2 separate regions of the Homo sapiens genome follow, and region 2 is linked to region 1. Evidence: chromatin contacts called from ENCODE Hi-C or POLR2A ChIA-PET data. All regions are on one chromosome and are shown on one strand. Each heading gives the region's core, a stretch centred on a gene start or an enhancer-like site at or near the end of the contact. The rest is flanking DNA. Distances are from core to core; before and after follow the strand shown.

What was found. A loop is a pair of places that touch in the nucleus more often than their neighbours do. ChIA-PET counts read pairs that join two places held with the same protein, here RNA polymerase II (POLR2A). Pooled maps may share reads with other maps.
Region 2: a pooled map shows a loop between it and region 1 (2.6-fold over the local background). The contact joins two enhancer-like sites. A Hi-C loop is called at or near these places in 4 of 50 pooled maps. POLR2A ChIA-PET finds 5 or more read pairs at or near these places in 3 of 52 experiments (BJ, Panc1 and activated CD4-positive, alpha-beta T cell).

Annotation. Positions count from the first base shown.
Region 1 is chr18:23,089,654-23,096,260 of GRCh38, reverse strand. No RefSeq gene overlaps it. Among named protein-coding and RNA genes, the nearest start is that of CABLES1, 43 kb to the left of the region's middle. Within about 2 kb of position 4,725, at least 3 of the 41 ENCODE cell types and tissues checked have a DNase peak (open chromatin) inside an H3K27ac peak, as active enhancers do.
Region 2 is chr18:23,221,452-23,228,101 of GRCh38, reverse strand. The region is part of intron 4 of CABLES1 (Cdk5 and Abl enzyme substrate 1); the gene reads right to left. Among named protein-coding and RNA genes, the nearest start is that of CABLES1, 89 kb to the right of the region's middle. RefSeq lists an enhancer at 1,350-1,449. Within about 2 kb of position 2,386, at least 9 of the 41 ENCODE cell types and tissues checked have a DNase peak (open chromatin) inside an H3K27ac peak, as active enhancers do.

The DNA of each region.
Region 1 (6,607 bases), core at 3,476-5,975:
GGGGTTTCACCATGTTGCCCAGGCTGGTTTCAAACTCCCGAGCTAAAGCGATCTTCCCACCTCAGCTTCCCAAAGTGCTGGAATTACAGGCGTGAGCCACTGCACCCTGCCGCATTTTACTTGCCATTATGGGAAATGTCAAACATACACACAAATAAAGACAGTAATATAATGGACTCCTGTGAATCTATCAACTGGTTTCAACAATGATCAACTCATAGACAATCCTGTTTGTCTTTTCCCTTCTTTCTTTCTTATTTTTTTATTAGAGACAGATCTCACTATGTTGCCTGAGTTAGAGTGCAGTGGCTTCTGACTGGCACAATCACAGCGCACTGCAGCCTCGAACTCCTGGGCTCAAGGGATGCTCTTGCCTCAGCCTCCCAAGTAGCTGGGACCACAGGTGTGCACCACCAGACCGGCTGACAATCCTGTTTTCTCTATACTCCCACCTAGCTATCCTCAGCTCCTTTTCTGCTGCCACTAATTTTGAAGCAAATGATAGACATTGTATCATCAAATGCATGTACCTTTTGGATAAACTTTCTGATATCTTTTTGGTTTGTTTGTTTTTTTAGACAGAATGTTGCTCTCTCGCCCCCTCTGGAGTGCAGTGGCGCAATCTCCACCTTCCAGTGCTGCTCACTCACAACCTCTGCCTCTCAGACTCAAGCAATCCTCCCATCTCAGCCTCCAAAATAGCTGGGACTATAGGTGTGCACCACTACACCTGACTAATTTTGGTATTTTTCGTAGAGACGGGGTTTCGCCATGTTGCCCAGGCTGGTCTTGAACTGCTGGCCTCAAGCCCTCCTCCCGCCTCAGCCTCCCAAAGTGCTGGGATTACAGGCAGGAGCCACTGCGCCCAGCCGAACTTTCTGATATCTTTTTTAAATCAACAAAGGTTAAGGTGAAGCACTTAACCCTTCCTTACTTTCTTTACTTGCTTAACAGTCTAGACCCCTCCCTTCCATATCACCCACACCTGCCTCCTGGGTTGCCAGACTTGACTCCAGGGTTGGAGCCACCTTCCTTTTTTCCTTTACCTTCTGACAAAAATGCTAGGACAAGTTCAGGATTTACCAGATGCTCTGTGTTTTTGGCAGAAGGAGACTTTCAGCAGCTGTTTGGATCATGCAAGTTTTGTTACTATTCTGTGTTTCATCTGTGCTAGTTTGGTGATCTATATGAGGCAATTGGCATTCACATCTCTCTCGGGTGGAGCGAAATATAGTTTAACACCACCCGAATAGCACGTCTGTTTCCACCCCTCCTCGGGTTCCCTGGAAAGCTGTCTCCCAGGCTGGGAGCTCTGAGTCCATGATTTCACCAATCCTCCCGTTTCCTTGCCTGTCTTGCAGATTGGAAAAAAAGATATGTCCTTCTGCTGATGAACTGATGGGAGTTACAGTTCCCATCCCAGTACTTAAGGAAACCAAAGAGATGGCTTTTCAATTTTGTCTGTAGAACTATTTTGCAAATGAGGAGAAAATGTGTTGGGTCGGTTGATGGCTGAGTGCTAATATGCGCAGAAGATTGAAACACTGGGCTCTGCCGGATGGGTTCTTAAAGGATTAGCATGATCAAGTCGGGCGTCCTACTTTCTTCCTTCCTCCCCCTCCCTGGGGTGCCTTTGCTGGCTATTCGATTGCCTGCTGGTTAGAACTGACTGACCCTGCTGACTTTGGGGCAGCTCTCTGAAAACAAATTGATGAACCGTATCAACACTAAGCCTGACCCGAAGCGGTGCCAAGAGCCAAGCCATTGATGCCGAGGGTCCCTGGCTCTTCAGTTTACGCTGGGAGCCGTGACCTTGACCTGGATTGCAGTTTTTGAGCCAGTTCTCTCCATGAATCATAGCCCTTCTCTCTTTTTTCCTCCCAAATGTAACTCCCCTCTGGCTCTACCTCTAGATGGGTGTTTAAAAAGAGTGTAGACTTGAGTGAAGAAGAAACAGACTGGATGACCCCTGGATACTCAAGCTGCACATGGCTCCTGTGGAAAGAAGGAGATGTTCAATGCTCATAGGTAGCACCCCAAAGGAATGCTTAGATCCTTCTATTCAATTAGCAGGTGACCTGTTGTTTACAAACATCTCAGCAGAAGAGTCTTCTATCCAAATTCCACTCCTAAAAAGGGACATAATTTTCACTGCTTTATCTTCCTTTGTACTTGTAACATGAACCCCAGATTAGAAGGTGCAGTGGTAGGCTGGGCACAGTGTCTCACGCCTGTAATCCCAACACTCTGGGAGGCCGAGGCGGGCAGATCACCTGAGGTCGGGATCACGGCACTGCACTCTAGCCTGGAACATGAGAGCAAAACTCTGTCTCAAAAAAAAAGGGGGGGTGCTGGGCACCGTGGCTCACGCCTGTAATCCCAACACTCTGGGAGGCTGAGGCAGGTTGATCACAAGGTCAGGAGATCGAGGCCATTCGGGCTAACATGGTGAAACCCTGTCTCTACTAAAAATACAAAAAAATTAGCCAGGCATGGTGGCAGGCACCTGTAGTCCCAGCTACTCGGGAGGCTGAGGCAGGAGAATGGCGTGAACCCGGGAGGTGGAGCTTGCAGTGAGCCGAGATCACGCCACGGCACTCCAGCCTGGGCAACAGAGTGAGACTCCGTCTGAAAAAAAAAATAAATTAGCTGGGCATGGTGGTACACGCCTGTCGTCCCAGCTATTTGGGAGTAAGGAGGGAGGATTGCTTGAGCCCAGGAGTTTGAGAATGCAGTGAGCTATGATCGTGCCACTGCACTCCAGCCTAGGTGACAGAGTGAGACTCTGTCTCAAAATAAACACACACACACACACACACACACACACACACGAGAGGACCAATCCCACTCCAAATCATTGATGCCTACTACAAAAATACAAAAGGTCACAAGAAAACCAATGGGTAGGCCGGGTGCGGTGACTCATGCCTGTAATCCCAGCACTTTGAGAGGCCGACGGGGTCAGATCACCTGAGGTCAGGAGTTCGAGATCAGTCTGGCCAACATGGTGAAACCCTGTCTCTACTAAAAATACAAAAAATTAGCCAGATGTGATGGTAGGCGCCTGTAATCCCAGCTACTCGGGAGGCTGTGGCAGGAGAATCGCTTGAACCCAGGAGGCAGAGGTTGCAGTGAGCCGAGATTGCGCCATTGCACTCCAGCCTGGGTAACAAGAGAAAAACTCTGTCTCAAAAGAAAAAGAAAAAGAAAACCAATGGGTATCCCAAATAAATCAAAACAGATACCTAATCACAGCCTTCTGTGGAATTCATAACTCATCACTCACATAACAGGGATTTCCTTTTCTTTCTTTCTTTCTTTTTTGAGATGGAGTCTCACTCTGTCACCCAGGCTGGAGTGCAGTGACGCAATCTCAGCTCACTGCAACCTCCACTTCCCAGGTTCAAGTGATTCTCCTGCCTCAGCCTCCTGAGTAACTGGGATTACAGGCACCCGCCACTATGCCCAGCTAATTTTTGTATTTTTAGTAGAGATGAGGTTTCACCATGTTGGCCAGGCTGGTCTCAAACTCCTAACCTCAGGCGACCCACCCACCTCGGCCTCCCAAAGTGCTGGGATCACAAGTGTGAGCCACCGTGCCCAGCCAACATAACAGGGATTTCTAAGTGTGATGGTTAATTTTAGGTGTCAACTTGAATGAATTGAGAAATATCTAGAGAGGTGGTAAACCATCATTTTGGATGTGTTGGTGAGGTGTTTCCAGAGGAGACTGGATTGTGATTTGGTGAACTGAGCAGGGAAGATCTGCTCTCAGTGTGGGCAGGCAACGTTCAATCGACTGGTGGACCACAGAGAATAGAAAGACAGAGGGAAGGCAGAGTCTCATGCTCTCTCCTGGAGCTGGGACGGCCTTCTCCTCTTGCCCTTGGACAGCAGGACTCCAGGCTCCCTGGCCTTTGGACTCCGGGACTTACACCAGCATCCTCCTCCACCAGCCCCGAGTTCGCAGGGCTTTGGCCACGGACTGAGAGTTATACCATTGGCTTCCCCAGTTCTGAGGCTTCGAACTTGGGCAAAGCCACACTACCATCATCCCCGGGTCTCCAGCTTCCAGATGGCCTGTCATGGGACTTCTCAGCTTCCATAATCACATGAGCCAATTCCCCTCATAAATCCCCTCTCATGTCTCTATATATCCTATTGGATCCATCTATCTGGAGAACACTGACTCATCTAAAGCATCTTAAAAATAAGAATATATATATATATATATATATTTTAAAAAGGAATATATATGTGTACACACACACACACACACACACACACACACACACACATATATATATATTTTTTTTTTTTTTTGAGACAGGATCTTGCTCTGCCACCCAGGCTGGAGTGCAGTGGCGCCATTATGGCTCACTGCAGCCTTGACCTCCTGGGCTCAAGCAATACCCCTGCCTTGGCCTCCTGAGTAGCTGGGACTACAGGCACGTGCCACCAAAACTGGCTAAAAATATACACATATTCTTAAAAATGATTATTCAGCCATGACTTGCAATTTATAAAGAACAAGAACAAAGCTTATCTTTAAAATAATCATTTTATTAATCGTCCATTGCCACTCCTTTGGTCAGAGTTTCTCTAGGTGGTAGCTGCTTTTCTCACTCCTATTCTTTAATATAGCAAAAGAAGAAGCCTTCAAATGAAGTTAATATGAAACCAGAGACAGTGAAGAGAGAGAACCAGAGGTTGAGAAGAGGAAATACCAGCTTCTTTCGGGATGATGTTACTTCCTTTTTCAAGACAAAAAAAAAAAAAACAGTCTTTTCATGTTGGATTGTCAAGGCATAAATTGTAGTGTGGTTCCTAAATGTCTGACAATAGGGAAATCATTTAATAAATTATAGTACTGTCAAACAATGAAGTATCATGAGCCAATTAAAATGAATTTTTTAGGTTGGGTGCAGTGGCTCACGCCTGTAATCCCAGCACTTTGACAGGCTGAGGCAGGTGGATTGCTTGAGGTCAGGAGTTTGAGTCCAGCCTGGCCAACATGGTGAAACTCCGTCTCTACTAAAAATACAAAAGTTAGCTGGGTGTGGTGGTGCGTGCTTGTAATCCCAGCTACTCAAGAGGCTGAGGCAGGAGACTCTTTAACCTGGGAGGCGGAGGTTGCAGTGAGCTGAGATGGCACCAGGGCTCTCCAGCCTGGGCAACAGAGACTCTGTCTCAAAATAATAATAATAGTAATAATAATAATAAGTTTTTAATGGGCAACATTTTAGTGTGGAGAAATCCATAAGATAAAGTGATAAATGATAAAAATCAGAATATAAAACTATGTGTGATATGATTACAAGGTTGTTTTATACACACACACAAGATAGGCATTGCAGTATTAACAGAGGTTATCATCAGATGTTGAAGTTATGGCTTTAAAAACATGAATTATTATACTTTTTATTTTCCAAATATTTATATGGGCATTTATTATTTTTATAATAAAAGTTGGATATAAAATAATAAAGGGTTTTCATATTGTGGTTGAACTGTAAATGAGAGTTACTGAAGATTAGAGTTTCCAAAAATAAACATGTGGTTTTAATAGTCCTGTCTCATTGTGAATAGAAATACAATTTTTCGGCCGGGCGCGGTGGCTCACGCCTGGAATCCCAACACACTGGGAGGCTGAGGTGGGTGGATCACGAGGTCAGGAGTTCAAGACCAGTCCGGCCAACATGGTGAAAACCCGTCTCTACTAAAAATACAAAAATTAGCCGGTCGTTGTGGTGCGTGCCTATAATCCCAGCTACTTGGGAAGCTGAGACAGGAGAATTTCTTGAACCCGGGAGGGGGAGGTTGCAGTGAGCTGAGATCATGCCACTGCACTCCAGCTTGGGTGACAGAGCAAGACTCCGTCTTGGAAAAAAAAGAAGAAGAAGAAATACAGATTTTCTATGTTGTTTTCCCTTATCCTAGGTGCTTTTTAGCAGATTCCTATTGCACTAAGTGGTTCAGATCTTCTTAGCATGTACAGAATTTTTCAGGAGTTAGTGTTAAATGTTTTGGGCAAATGACTTTCAGACAACTGGGGCTCAGCCTAGCAAAGGAATCCTGCAGTACACTAAGAGTTTCCTTCTAATTTAAAGGAGATTCTTCTTTCTTTCTTTCTTTCTTTCTTTCTTTCTTTCTTTCTTTCTTTCTTTCTTTCTCTTTCTTTCTTTCCTTTCTTTCTTTCTCTTTCTTTCTTTCTTTCTTTCTTTCTTTCTTTCTTTCTTTCCTTCCTTCCTTCCTTCTTTCCTTCCTTCTTTCTTCCTTTCTTTCTTTCTCTTTCTTTCTTTCTTTCTCTTTCTTTCTTTCTTTCTTTCTTTCTTTCTTTCTTTCTTTCCTTCCTTCCTTCCTTCCTTCCTTCCTTCCTTCCTTCTTTCCTTCCTTCTTTCTTCCTTTCTTTCTTTCTCTTTCTTTCTTTCTTTCTCTTTCTTTCTTTCTTTCTTTCCTTCCTTCCTTCCTTCCTTCCTTCCTTCCTTCCTTCTTTCCTTCCTTCTTTCTTCCTTTCTTTCTTTCTTTCTTTCAGACAGAGTCTCGCTCTGTCGCCAGGCTGGAGTGCAGCGGCGCAATCTCGGCTCACTGCACGCTCCGTCTCCCA
Region 2 (6,650 bases), core at 1,137-3,636, 130 kb before region 1:
AAGACTTAAATATCTAACACCTGGAAACTAGATGGAAAAAGTGTGATCCAATTAACTAGGTTCCAAGGCTTTCTGCTTCCAAAATGGAGTGGTCCTGACTTCTCTCCACCATCCTTTCTCTAATGGTGCTCTAAGCCCAAGAACTTGGAACACCTGCCAGGAGCTCCACTAGGCGCTAGCTCTTCAAAGGACAACAATAGGTTGAACACTTTGATGTGTCAATAATTTAAAAGCCAATTAAATATTAACAGGATTTCCAGACCCTTCAAAGAGAATAAGGAGTGAGAGATTTCCTGCACCTAAAGCAAAGCCTGAAAGCTGGATTACGAAAGGAAATACCACTTGTGAGCTAAATTTTAATTAAGAGATTACACATGGGCCGGAAGTCGACGACACAAGTCTTCCCCTTAGCTTAAGAGTCCCGTTTGTTGCCCTTCCGATACAGTGCAGCTGCCATCTTGGACCAGGCCTGCTTGCTGACATCAAGCAGAAGGTGCCTCCAGAGTTCAGAGACAATGGAACAGGGTCCACAGTTGATGGACAAAAGTGAAGTCAAAAGCAGCTTTTAGTCTAGAAGTCCCTTCCCACTCCCACTCAGGACTCCATCGATAAGCCATAAGCCATCCCCTGCAAGGGCAACTGGCAGACAATGAAGGGGTCTTAACGTAGCTTATGACCAAATCTTTGTCTAAAGGCAGCTCCTATAAACAGCCAGATAATGGCATGAGTCATCCATGAGATCATTCCAGAATCTGTCTCTGTGTGGGAATATGCTTGGTGTGAGGAAAGAAACACAATTTGTGAATGTGTAATTTTCCACAACAAAAATTTTCTGGGGAAAGTGGGTGGGGAGGAAGGGGGCATGGGCCTGGAGCCAGGCAGGGAGCATTTAGGCTTGAAGGCTCTAAGAATAGAAGACGCTGTTCTCTGTGTCGCAAAATGATCAACACTCAGGAAATGGACCCAAGCGGATGACCTCATCTGAATGCCCCCAATGCCAAAAGTTAAGGATATAAACACCATGTGGAAGCTGTTGACAATTTAAAAACACACCCCCCAGAGGCACCTTGCAACTCCACTGGGAAGCCATCTTCTTCATCACATGGTCTCTGATGCATCTGTAGTAAGTAAGTGACTCCTGCGACTATCATACAGTCAAGTATGGTTATCTTAAGGGGTGTGAACCTACACACACATCACAGAAACTCTTTTTGCTGGAATCATCTAGTTTGGTGATTTCACATAACCTCCAATCTCAAGTTTACTAGGTTCTCTCCTACTTTCTTCTGGTCGGATCCATGTGTACAGAAATACCAACCCACATCCAGATCTCAGGAAGTAAAGAGCACTTGGTGGCTGGTGTCGGTTCCCTTATGCATAGGGACAATTCTAGGACTAGTTCTCCATACAACACCTGCAGTCTCTCACTCACCAGTGGGTCGTGCTCTAGAAGCTCCTGGGCTGGCAAGTTGGAACTCAGAATGCATTTTTCATTGATGCAGTAAGTGGAGATTAGCCTACCCAAGGCTCTCTGAGCCTATAATGTAACTGAATCAGCCCAAAAGCAAAAACAAGAGCTCGGGTCATAGAAGCAAAAGGTCAGAGGGTGTATGAGGGTAAAAAAATAGGAGGAAGTTGAGTCTCTCCTCTTGGTTTCCTGGTCCAGGCTTGACCCTCAGGAACTTTTTTTTTTTTTTTTTGAGATGAAGTCTCACTCTGTTGCCCAAGCTGGAGTGCAATGGCACGATCTTGGCTCACTGCAACCTCCACTTCTCAGGTTCAAGCAATTCTCCTGCCTCAGCCTCCCGAGTAGCTGGGACTACGGGCACATGCCACCATGCCCGGCTAATTTTTGTAATTTTAGTAGAGATGGGGTGTCACTATGTTGGCCAGGCTGGTCTTGAACTCCTGACCTTGTGATCCGCCCACCTCGGTCTCCCAAAGTACTGGGATTACAGGCATGAGCCACTGTGCCCAGCTGAGTAACACTTTAAAGGTCAAGTTTGTATTATTTCACCTTCTTCTCTGAACTTCCCTTTCCTTCTTAGGACTCCAGGACCCTTTCCCCTAAGCTATTCCTGTTTTTCACAATTCCTTCCCTCTCTCTACATGTAAATCCATAAATTCCTTTGCAGGGCCCAGGTTTCCCACTCCTGGCCCTATGGCGGTGGCACAGTAGCCCACAATGGGGGCTGGAAAGCGAGGGGAAGAGAAGTGGTCTTGGATAGAAGTGTTGGACAAGCTGTTTACTAAGTGGGGTCTGCCTATTTAGGAAAGTTGAGAAAGTTGCTTGCAACTCATTTTGTGAGCTGAGGGTCACCAAGCCAAACCACAAATCCACACTAGAAAAGAGAAGGCCGTGACTAATGTGGATAAAAGGCAGAAAGATTCAGGCTGGCCTTGGCAAGTGTTAGTTGAGGAAAAAGGAGCTGGTTTAAGGCTGGGACTCTTCCCAGAAAATGGCATAATTTACAAGCTTCATCTGAGAAGAGTGTTTACAGCTATGGGAAGGTTTGATGTTACAGTTACAGTGAAAAAGCTGGGCAACATCTGTTCCTCTTCTCTGTAATGGGCTTGTTTTGAAAGGTAGGATTTAGCAAGAAAGATCAAAGCAAAACAATGGTCTCCTCACGTTCCATAAAGTGTATGCATTAAGAAAAAAAAAAAAGACTGGAAGGAAATAGACCAAAATGTAAATGGTGGCTTTGTTTAGGAGGTGAGGCTCAATAATTGTTATCTTCCTTTTACTTTTATACATTTTTCAAATAGTCTTTAAGAAACATGTACTATTGAGGAAAAAAAGACTGAATAAAAGCAGATCTCAAGGTGAATCCATTATTTGTAGAATTGCACCACTGACAAACTCACTGTGAACCTGACTGGGAACTGCTAAGTTCAAGTAGATCTAGAAAGAGCAACATAATAGCTCTGTGATGGCCGGGCACGGTGGCTCACACCTGTAATCCCAGCACTTTAGAAGGCCGAGGTGGGAGGATGGCTTGAGCCCAGGATTTTGAGACCAGCCTGGGCAGCATGGTGAAACCCGACTCTACAAAAAATACAAAAATTAGCTGGGCGTGGTGGTGCATGCCTGTCATCCCAGCTACGCAGGAAGCTGAGGTAGGAGGATCGCTTGAGCCTGGGAGGTCAAGGCTGCAGTGAGCTGAGATTGCACTACTGCACTCCAGCCTGGGCAATACAGTGAGACCTTTCTCAAAAAGAAAGAAAAAGAAGGCCGGGTGCGGTGGCTCACGCCTGTAATCCCAGTACTTTGGGAGGCTGAGACAGGCAGATCACGAGGTCAGGAGATCGAGACCATCCTGGCTAGCATGGTGAAACCCCGTCTCTACTAAAAATACAAAAAAATTAGCCGGGTGTAGTGGCGGGCACCTGTAATCCCAGCTACTCAGGAGGCTGTGGCAGGAGAATGGCGTGAACCCAGGAGGCGGAGCTTGCAGTGAGCCGAGACCCCGCCAGTGCACTCCAGCCTGAGCAACTGAGAGAGACTCTGTCTCCAAAAAAAAAAAAAAAAAAAAAAAAGCTCTGTGACTGGACAAAAATGGAAGTGAAACTAATGCTTAATGAATATCTACTACAGCTTTCACATATAATATTTCATTTACTATTTCATTCATCTCCCTGAGGTGGACATTATAGTCCTTTTACGGAGGAGTGAAGCTGGGGTCAGTAAGGCTAGTTCATTTCCCAGGACTGAGGCTTCTGCCTGCCAGCTCGTTCCCAAGCACCACACTGCCTCCCTGGCCGCCGGTGCCCATGGGTACACGACAGCAAGGATGGGTAAGGGCTGTGGTTTTCCTAATGGAGGCACCAAAGGAGGTGGATGGCAGGAGTGGGGATGAATGGGCTACTTGTGCCCATTCCTGATTCTCCAGAAGAGCTCTCTGTTTAGCTGTTTTATTTATTGGAATTCTATGTAAACTGATACTGGAAGAATGGCTTCTTCAGCTTAAAAAAAAAAAAAAAAAAGTGGAAGCCGACAGTCTCCAAGTTCCTTCCAGCTTTAAAAGACTATATTTGAGCTGAAGAGTGCTCCTTACTACGGAACTCATTTTTGGTCTGGCATTACCTTTACCTTAACTATCTTCCACTTCACATACCCTTTAATGAATTAGCTCAGGGCCACCCCAAGCAGAAGTGGCCGTGCAATCTATCCCTGGTAATGATTAGTGGGACTCTGGGATCAACAGCTGTGTTATTTGAAAGGCGTGGGCACAACCCATACCCAGTCTTTATTCAATGCATGCCAGTAAGTCCTGACAGCTTCCTAACACATGCACCTGATTAGAGATGGCCATGCTGGGCTTCAGAAGGGCCTGGCAATAAGGAGTAGATTGTGTGTGGATGAGTGCGGGTGGGTGGTGGCGGAGAGGATGCAGGCAGGGGCTTCAGTCCACCCTAGACACAGAGAGGGGCTCCAGGGACAGGATAGAGCATCCCACTCTCTACAGAACCGAGCTTGGGAAAAATGCCCCCCCGCCAACTTTTTTTTTTTTTTTTTTTTCTGAGACGGAGTCTCATTCTGTTGCCCAGGCTGGAATGCAATGGCGAGATCTCGGCTCACTGCAACCTCCACCTCCCGGGCTCAAGAGATTCTCCTGCCTCAGCCTCCCGAGTAGCTGTGATTTCAGGCGCCTGCCAGTACGTCCGGCTAATTTTTTGTATTTTAGTAGAGACGGGGTTTCATCATGTCGGCCAGGCTGGTCTCAAACTCCTGACCTCATGATTCGCCCGCCTCGGCCTCCCAAAGTGCTGGGATTACAGGTGTGAGCCACCGCACCCAACCAAAAATGCCCTCTTCTTACTCTAGGCTAGATGCAATCTGAATATGTCCTGCTCAATATGGGGCTGTGTGACTTACATGTTGCTCACATGCTGCTGGTTTGGAGATGTTCAGACAACCTGAGTTGGTAGAGGACTAGATAAACCTGTCAGCCAAAAGCCAGGGAATTCCAACAGGGCTCGAGCAAAGACTGCAGAAGCCAGTGTGACCTTATCTAAAGGCCCTTGGCATCCTTGGGCTTAACATTCAGGGTGCAAGTATTTGTAAGCGGCTCTGTAGGTGCAGAGCACTCGTGATCGGAGAGAACTGCACAGGCTGCGAGGCTAATGCGGGGGGAGTCACCTGGCTAGTGGGTGGGAGGGGCCTCGCTGGGGCTTAGCACTTGCATCTGGGTGCAGCTCGACGCCCTCTTTTGTCACTTCAGGCTTAGCAACTTTGACTTTCACTGTGGGTGGGACAGAGTCACTTGGAGAGAAGCAGGACCCTGAGGTCCATGTCAGCTCATCCGTGTTAGCACCTTCTGGGCCTTCCTTATGGCCAACCATCCAACTCCATCCTTTTATGGAGGTGCCCTCAAGGATGAGGTGCCAGGCTGAGGGACCCTGAGAGATGCACTTGCTTCTGCTGAAGCAGTCCGGCTGTCCTTTGTTGGGGCAATATATATCTATATCTATATCTATATCTGTGTATATATCTATATATCTAATTATATATATCTATATATCTAATCTATATATATCTATATATAGATATATATAGAGAGAGAGACAGAGAGAGAGAGAGAACGTGAGCACTATATTCATAAACATAGCAATTCTCGAAAGTTTCAGAAACCTTGCTTCTACTCACCCAACACATAAAACCAGAGTGACCACTACTTTCTGTGCACAGTGCTGCAGATACCTTGAGGATTAAGATGCAATCCACACCCACAAGTGAAAAATAAGTTAAAATGTATATTATAAGCCCTGAGACAGGAAGGGGCTCTTAGTGGAGCTGGGGGTGGGGGAACAGGTGCTGGGGGGCACTGAGAAAGCTGCCTGGAGGGAGGGCTGAGTATCCCCAAAGGTGAGGAGAGCCTGATGCATTAAGGAACTATGGGTAGCTTGCTAGGGCTGAGAGAGGAGCTGTGCTGAGAGAGGGCTGGAGAGGAACGCCAAGGCCAGAGCCTCAAGGGCCCTGTTTCTGTTAAGTCTGGGGGACCACAAAGGAGGTTTTAAGTTAGGCCTGACTGAATCCAGAGCTCCTGGGCTTTGGAAATCCGTTTGGACATCTATGCAGTCTCACTAGACACTGTCTTGTCCTTAACAGGAGCACACCTATGGGGAAGGAAGGCACCTTCTAAGCTTCTTAGCGACCCGTGGTTCCCTGAGGGCTCCCTCCTCGGCCAGGCTTGGATCAGGGGCTTGAGTTCTCCCTGATCTGGGGTTCTTCAGTCTCCCCAGGTTCAGTTTGGGGACAGGCAGATCTTTTGGTGAACCACTGTGGCAGAGACCATAGACTAGCTCATGATACCCAGGTAACTGTTAAAAACTACATTTTCCAGGCTCCCACAGGGGGCCTAGGTTCTGCTAAGTGGAAGCACTCATGGGAAACCTGGAGGTGGAAGTAACACCTGGGGAGATCAGAACTTCTGGCAAGCCTAAGGTGGGGGCCCCAGATGGCAGCGTCAACAGCACTTCCATGGGAAGAGCCCCAGGGTATGGCTGTAAGTGGGTCCTGGCTGTGTTACCCTCACTGTGTTGGTCCTGGGTGTCTGTGCTGGTTTCTGTCTGTCCTGGAAATCCTGTAAGGTACCTGAAAACCACAGCCCCACACCCCAACCATCAGAGGGGACTCCAATGTCTGC